2 separate regions of the Homo sapiens genome follow, and region 1 is linked to region 2. Evidence: read pairs that join two places in POLR2A ChIA-PET (ENCODE). Cell type or tissue: PC-9. All regions are shown on one strand. Links, peaks and the distances in the headings refer to the core of each region. The heading gives the core; the rest is flanking DNA.

The links. ChIA-PET counts read pairs that join two places held together with the same protein. Peaks named below come from ENCODE experiments on the same cell type or tissue, not always from the same donor. Only the 100,000 strongest peaks of a DNase experiment are listed, where the experiment ranks them.
Region 1: POLR2A ChIA-PET joins it to region 2 with 6 read pairs; 2 of 35 experiments call an interaction of 5 or more read pairs at or near these places.

The regions. Positions count from the first base shown.
Region 1 is chr3:191,156,428-191,160,839 of GRCh38, reverse strand. LOC107986171 (a long non-coding RNA gene) reads right to left here. Exons shown (of 3, transcript XR_001741070.2): 1 at 4,352-4,412; 2 at 2,351-2,627. Among named protein-coding and RNA genes, the nearest start is that of OSTN, 41 kb to the left of the region's middle. RefSeq lists an enhancer at 1,799-2,998. In PC-9, for the core only: no CTCF peak of the experiment used is centred there; no DNase peak of the experiment used is centred there.
Region 2 is chr3:191,091,934-191,096,345 of GRCh38, reverse strand. No RefSeq gene overlaps it. Among named protein-coding and RNA genes, the nearest start is that of OSTN, 110 kb to the left of the region's middle. In PC-9, for the core only: no CTCF peak of the experiment used is centred there; a DNase peak (open chromatin) is centred at 2,111.

The sequences.
Region 1 (4,412 bases), core at 204-4,203, 65 kb before region 2:
AATTGGCTTAATTTTCTTGCAGAAAAATGAAAAGCTTAAAAAATTATATTATCAAATTAGGATGGAAATATTATTGCATTACACTTATCAATGATTCAGAAATGTTGGCATATTCTCCTATATCAACTTAGGCAATTACTTTAGATAACACTCATACATTCAATCAACAAATTTATTAACATTTATTAACATGTGCCATATACTGGGCCATGTTGATTCTGTCTTTAAGAGGCTATTTAGCAAGCAATTTGTACAAATTAAAATAATAGTGGTAGAAAATTGTAAAACATTTTTATAACAGGAAAGTTCTTTTCTTTTTTAGGAAAGTTTGATGATAGAGGAAATAAACATAAAAGATAAGTGATGTATACAACCAACATTTAGAGGCTCACGGGAGGCAGTTATTGCCAGAGGATAGCTTGAGAGGAGGTAAGTGGTTTCAGGATGTTAAAGAAGAGGCATGCAGAGAAAAGATTTTTAGAGCCTTACTGGTCATAATAAGGAACTGATGTTTTATGGTAACAGCAATGGGAGTTTTAAGCAGAGAGAGATGGTTCAATAAGTGATTTATAAAGATTACACAGCTGGGCAGAAAATAAATTACAAGGGAAATATACTGGATACAATGACACCCTTTATAAAGTTGACATTATGGGGAAGATGTTAATGACTTGAACTAGGATAGTGGAAGTAGAGACACAAAGTAGTGGATTGACTTGAGGGCAATTTAAGAAATGAAATGATAGGATAAGGTGATTTATTGGTACAGTGGATGCCATATCAGTGAAATTCACACTTCAGGGAATGTTGCTGCTAAAAAGCCTCACCTTTAGCTGGAAAAATCTCTTTCCTGAGATTGCACACCTTCCTGGAGTGGCACATATTGAATGACAATTCATCATGAAGTTATAGCTGTCTTTTCAGGAATAAACGTGGGGTTAGCTGAGACTTCCATTGAGACTGCATCTCAACTCAACTTTTCCCTTTACCCAATACTGCATATTTTCCCCCTTCCACAGCTGTTGATCCCAAGGGTACTTCCTAGTAAACTTGTGTATACTAATTTGTGCTTCAGAGTTTGCTTCTTAGGGAACCCAATCTATGGCAATTGCAGATGTGGTGGGATGTGTAATGAATAGTGGTAATTCAATAAACTCCCAGATTTCTGCTTTGGAAACTGGATGATAGGTATGCCATTTGATGAAACAGAAAATCTCAGAGGAAAGGAATATTTAAAGAAGAAATAAAAAATTTTAGGTACCAATGTGACATCTAAGTGGAGCTCTTCAGGCATCTCTTAACTCTTCTGAGAATAAGAAGGTAGGTATGGGAGTAGAGAACTGAATGTTTGAAATCATGATTGTGTAAGTGGGAAAATAAATTGACTAGAATATAAAAACATATTATAAACCCCAAACTTTACCATGAAGAACCATTATCTGGCATGTTTTATGTGAATTTTATAAAAATAAAAGAGGTTATGAAAATATATCACGGCATTCTACCTCCTTTTAACCCGAGACCTAAAGTTCAATTCATTGATGAGAATCTCATCTATGTTATACTGTCTTAAGAGCAGTTGATAATAGTTCTACAGAGCTCAAATTTAACTAGTTAAGAGAGACTAAGAAAGCATTTTAATTTGCTTGACAGATTTGTAACAGAAAGAATGCACACCAAAATAATGTCTTCGGATGAAAAAAAAAGCATTATAGTACAGTGGAGTTTCATCCTGTCCTTTAAGGTCAAGAGCATATTTTGGCTTTTGTTTGATCCTCAATTCAAAACATCTGTCCTTATTAATGATGTGGTAAAAAGGGTCATGTAATATTTGGCACCAAAGGACTGGCTTCTCTAGAAGCCAAGAGAGAAGACACTCTTCAGCTATTTCTTTGGCTCTGCTTTGCAGAGAAATAAATTCATCTTTGCTACACTGAGAATTGCATGGTCAGAAAATTGTTGCAGAATAGAAAACTCAGTTATTCATGACTTATTTTGTATTGACCAGAAACTAGATTATAAACCCAATTTTCTAACTCAGGGAAAACAAAATAAGATCTGTGACTGAGAATCCTTTATCTGAGAGTGGAGAATGTCATTTTTCATTTTTATTTGAAAAGATATTTGATATAAAGAAGGCAGAGGCTATAATTATGGATCAAACAGAAGCTCAGAATCAACACATTGCATTTATTAATACAATACATCTTTATCTGAATACCATGGAAAAAATTGACATAAACCTTATCCTCCCAGTTATAAGAAGTAAAGTCTTTGTGCTGAAATCTGTTTGTCCTTCCAGAATCTCTACCCAGCTTTTTCTATCTGCACTTTGCTCAGGGAGGCTCACCTTGTAAGCTGAATCAATTGGCTCCTTTGTCTTCTAGCATTCAGTTGTTTAACCAATACAAGACACTTCCACGAGTTTGGTGAGTGTGAGGGGAGTGAAGTCAGAGTGTTATTCTCCTATTCAGTCTTTCACAAGGATTGTTAAATGCTGACTTTCTGGATGGAAGGTCACAATTTCTGTCAGGTAGACTTCTCTCTCTCTCTCTCTTTGGAAAACTATTTCTTCACTTCACTCTCAGTAGGCTCCGGATGGTAGCAGTGCTTCATTGTTAGTAGTCCTAGGGTAGTGAGCAGTTTGTTACAGTTTTCCTACACAGAAAACATAGTATTGCCAAAAGAAAGGCTTTATAAAACCCTCTTCTAATTTCCAGTTTGAGTGTGCCATTTTGTGTGTGTGTGTGTTTTTTTCTAAGCCTCTAAACTGAATTCCTCAGGCCAAGCAGGTAAAGCTTAATGCATTATTCTTAACCGTTCTTCAAACCTCCTCAAAATCATATTGTCATAAAAGGTAGAATCAATGAACTTTGAATGGTATTTAAAAAATCTTTCACTTTCCTTTACCTAGGCTTCTAAATACATATGAGGTGTCTTCAAAGTTCATTAAAAATGCATAGTATAAAAACACTATGCATGTATTTCATTTTTTTTTTTGGCAACAAAATAAACTTGTACTAACTTGTCTTAACATGTCTGAACAGGATCTCATTTGTGGCACTAAGGATAAGACACCAACTTAAAAAGAGCCCCTGTCAGACAGCAACACAAATTCTGCTAAAATTGAAGCAAGAACAAACATCAAAGGTTTGCATAAGTTTGAGTGGAGGAATGGTGAAATCATTAGTTCTTTACAAAAAGTTTATGGGGACAATGTCCCAAAGAAATCAGCAGTTAACAGACAGATAATTCATTTTAAGAAGGGATGAGATGATGTTGAAGATGAAGCTCACAGCAGCAGACCATCCACATCAATTTGCAAGAAAAAATTAATCTTCATGTCCTAATTGAAGAGGATTGATGATTAACAGCAAAAACAATAGCCAACACCATAGACATCTCAAGTGGTTCAGCTTACACAATTATCCCTGGCCTGATTCAGCTCCTTCTGACTTCTTTTTGTTTCCTAATCTTAAAAATCTTTTAAAAGAATCTTTAGAGGGCACCCATTTATAATTATGTAAATTATGTTAATAATGTAAAATAGACTGTATTGACATGGTGACCTTCCCAGGGCCCTCAGTTCTTTAGGGGTGAACTAAGTCACTGGGATGATCACTTACAAAAGTGTGTTGACTTAGATGGAGTTTATGTTGAGAAGTAAAGTTTAGTTTTTTTAATTTGTATCTATTAATTACATTTTCCATGATCTTTTTGTAAGTTCTCTCATATATTCATTATAAATTGAGCATTTTTAAATTTTGTAATGCCTACTGTATGCATGGAACTGGACACAAAGGTGAATCAAATATTAAACCAGCTCTTGGGAATAGGAAACAATAGTATGTCACAGACAGAAAATGTGAGCTGGAAAGTGTATTAAAAATATGAATGGTGGGCTTTGGAAATTCAGCACATTTTCTATATTTAGAACTAATAATTTTATATTTGACTTTGTTTTCAGGGCTTCTTTTGATCTCCTTTATAGATTGCATTTGCTTTCTTTAGCATGCTTTGGTTTTCATGTTTCTTTTTTTTGCAATTTAGATAGCTGTGTTCTGATTGCATTTATAAAACTATTTCCTAATTTATAAGCTTTGAAATTTATTATCTCTCCATTTGAAAGAATGAGGATGTGTACACATACGCCTTCCTACATTCTATGCTTGCTTTCATCATCTTAATTCTTAATGAGAGGTAGTTATTTATCATAAAGATATATCCCTTTATATCTTCTTCACTAACCATAATTATTTGAATGACAAAAGCAAAGTGGCAGAATAAAAATTTTCTACTGCAATCTCCAACAGAAGCATAAATTTTGACAACCACCTACAGATGAGAATACCTTTGTAAGAGTCCAGGAATCCAGCAGAAAAGTTCAGCACAGAGCTGGAACAAAAAATCCA
Region 2 (4,412 bases), core at 258-4,257:
GGCCCCTGAACAATAGAAAACTCCTTTTTCTGCCTCAACTCCCATTGACCATGAGAGACTGTTTACCAATATGGACTTGCCAGCCTCACATATCCAAGATCTCTCTATGCCCACAAAGAGTCACACAGTACTGTGGTCCACCTTTGGAAGGAAGGACTGGGGAAAAGGCTCAAATAAGCTCAGGTAATTTGGGCAAGAAATTCTAAGATCTTGAGTGCCAGCATCATTGTCTAGAAGTTGGGGTGTGGTTCTGGTTAGGCATGTTTCCTAAGTCCTTCAGATTCTTATCCCTGTGGAGGGCGGGGGACATGGCTGGAGGAGAGCCAGAGTGGAGAACCTCTAAAACAGTGCTACTCAAAGTGTGGTCCTCCAATGGACTTCATGAACTACTGACTACTAGTTCATGATGAGATAAGGAGTGTCACCAGAATGTAAACAAAGTATATCACTAAGCATGCTGTTTGTTTATTTCACCTGATATTTTTCTTTTTTCCTTAGGATAACTTGCTGAAGAAACGAATATAAATTTATATTTTGATATAAGTTCATTACCTTGTCAGGGACCCAGTCATGAAGTGATACAGGTCTAAAGCATGAGGCTAAAATTGGGGCCACTTCTGACCAAGTTTAGAGGATAGTTACAAGAGATCAGCAAAAGCAAACAAAGTGATTTTTAAAATACCCAATAGAATTTCTATTGCAGGGCTAAATATCTTCCTTAAGACAGTGCTGTCAGAGACAAAGACAAATCACTATTGAATTCATATTATATTCTTCCTAGAAACAGTATCAGTTTAATTAGATTTAAAGTACAAAATGTGAAGACTCTAAACACTAAATAATTATTTTAATCCATAAAGTAAGATATGCCCATTAAATGAGTCCTAACTTTATGTTCTCTTTTATTCCCAAACTAGTGCTATTAGTCAAAATTATATGCAATGGTTATAAAAAATGACTTTGGTAATCTAATGTAAAGACATAGATGTGAAGAAAATTAATAAACATTTTCAACTTATTCTTATTTACTCATAATAGAATCACAAAAATAATGAGTTGCAAGGATCCTGTAGACAGTGCCTGAACTCTTTAACTGGAAGTTTTTATTTTAGTACCATAGAAAAGATCAGGTTAAAGTTATAACAGATGTTTCAAGCTCCTCTACTTTAAAAAGATCAGAAATTTTATCACTCAAATTTAAAGAGTTTATTAATTAGGAGTTATATTCTAATAACTAAAGATATTTTTTCTTAGGTATCCCTCTAAGGGAAGACATTTAATGTATCTCTCTGTTTCAACAGATATAACTAATTCATAGAGAGGTTGGTTATCAAAAAAATTTAACCTCAAAAGCATTTGCCTTGACAATTAACCAGCAATAACACTTATTTAATCTTTGAAATGGCAATAGAGTTCCAGTAAAAATCAATTTAACATGCACATTTATTTTGCACACTTTTTTAGAGCATAGGTTTAAAAAATAACAGAAGTACTGATAAAATGTTAGATTTAATAGGTTATTATTAAAAAAAAGAAATCCACTAGCAGAATCAATGTAAGATCATTTCAAAAAAAGTTAATTTGAGCTCAACAGCTGTAGAGTAGCATTTCATTCTTACATGGGCTGAAGTGTACGATCCAGGAAACAGCAATGGGGACATGTTTAAATTTAATTCCTACCTCTTGACTCTAAAGCTTGTTGGCTCCAGGGATGATCCAGATGTTCAGGTTCATTTTAGGTTAAAACTGAATGAAATCTAATAATAAAATTCAAGAATGCTCTCAGCTACAAGAGGCTATGGAGATTGGCTTGTTGATCACTTTCTTTTTATGGATACAGAAACCGTGAGTTCTGGAGAGGGTAAGCAATTTTTTCAAGACTCATAGAAAAACAAAATGATGATTTTCTTTTTTGAATCAAGAAGCACCCACTGTCACTGCTGCTCCTAAACCGACTTTATCAATTATCTTCCTCTAGCCATCCAAGCTTACTAAGAATAACTTGTTATTGAGCAAGAAGCTCATTCTGTCTAGTGTGGATCATCCAGTCAACTTTTGATACATAGTCACATCATTTATTTATTCATCCAGCCAAATATGTGCTGAGTAATCTCTATGTGCAAAGCATATTTGGGAATGATGAATCACAGAGAGATGATGAAAACATCTTCAGTACTCTTACTATTATTAAAATCTCACCATGTAATAGAGGTGATAAGAAATAGACACCAATACCAGATGTGATATTTATTCTAATACAAAAAAGTGCCATATTCTTTGAGGATCAGTTTAAAGGTAATTAGAGGAAGTAAAGAGGATATCCTATGGAGAATGGGAATCAAGTAAAGCTTCAAAAACTAAATCGTGACTGCGATTAAAAAAAAAATCCCTGGGAAGAAACAGAAATGGTGGCAAGTCACAAGGAAAGCTGGCAGCTAAACGATGTAGCAGAAGTGATTATAGAAGGTAGATACTGGCCGGGTGTGGTGGTTCATGCCTGTAATCCCAGCACTTTGGGAGGCCAAGGTGGGCAGATTTGAGTCAGGAGTTCGAGACCAGCCTGGCCCACATTCTGAAACCACATTTCTACTAAAAATATAAAAATTAGCTGGGTGTGGTGGTGGGTGCCTGTAATCCCAGCTACTCGGGAGACTGAGGCAGGAGAATCATTTGAACCTGGGAGTTGGAGGTTGCAGTGAGCCGAGATCGCACCACTGCACTCCACCACTCCAGCCTGGGCAACAGAGCGAGACTCTGTGTCAAAAAATAAATAAATAAATGAAAAAGAATGGAGATACCAGAGCCTGGTTGAGAAGGAAAGTTGATAAAGAACCAAACTAAGAGAAGAAAAAGGAAAAGAACCAGTTCACCACAACTATTACTCAAGAGAATCTGAACTGAAGTATTGTTAGGGTGAAGGAACTTCTTGGTCCATATCATATTTATTTGGAAATGACTGGCAGGCTCTTTCTTATTGCTATGCTCTATTCCAGGTATGCATGATTGAAATAGGGAGGCAGCATTCAGTGATGATCACAAAAGCCTATTCTTCTATTTCCTATCTGACAAAGATCACACTGTAAAATGCCTATCAAATCCAACAAATAATGAATACAGGCAGATCCCACTTGAGTCCTGTTCTACTGATTTTTTTTTGATAAAGTTCTGTAAGAATTTTATTGTAATATAGTTTTAAAGGATAAACTCTAAAGACAGCTATATTGTATTGTATGATCTTATGTGTTTATCTTAATTACAGAGAATTTTTGAAAATATATAGAAAAGAATAAAAATAATATCACTCATAATTCACCAATATGGAGGCAAATAACTACTGCTAATATTTTGATTTTACATGTGTGTGTAAATACACACACACATAAAATACATATATTTGTGTACCTATATACACATGTATATGCATATATGTGTACCCATATACACATGTATATGCATATATGTGTACCCATATACACATGTATATGCATATATGTGTACCTATATACACATGTATATGCATATATGTGTACCTATATACACATGTATATGCATATATGTGTACCTATATACACATGTATATGCATATGTGTACCTATATACACATGTATATGCATATATGTGTATCTATATACACATGTATATGCATATATGTGTATCTATATACACATGTATATGCATATATGTGTGCATATACACAAATGAGATTAAACTGTAACTTTTAGAAAATATTTTATTTTATGCCTTGGAAAAGCAAGAAAATAAACCTCATTAGTAACCAAAGAAATACATTTTTTAAAAATAGGAAACTTTTTTTTATTTAGCAAAGTAATAATGACAGACAGCTTATGACAATATTCAGTGTTGGCCAAGGTTTAAAGATATATGGACAGACATTGTTGATAGAGGCGTAATTGACTTAACATTTTGTAGAGCAATCTAGTTATGTATGTTAAAAGCTTTTGAGATAGGTTTTACTCCAATCAGAAATGTTTAAAAAGGAAGTGACATAAATACACACAAGGCTTTATGAATTGCATATTCACTAAAATAGTATTTCAAATAGTAAATAATTTGAAACAATGTAATACTCAATATGAATTAAATTATAATATAGTTGCATGATGTAATAAGATGCAGTTATAGACAGTCATGAAGTAGAACATGATTTAAACATGTAGTAAAATACTCATAAAATATGTCGAATTTTACAAATTCTAAAATGTGTGTGAGAATGTGTGTGTGTGTGCAGATAGAGAGAGGGAGAGATTTACATCAAGTCTTCTATAACATTAATATTATTTGGTTGAGATACAATTTTGTCAAAATGAGAAAAACTGAAGTTTTATATGGAAAAACTTTCCATACTTTGTAAAGATATTCCAGGATCATAATATTCTCTTAAACACATAGTA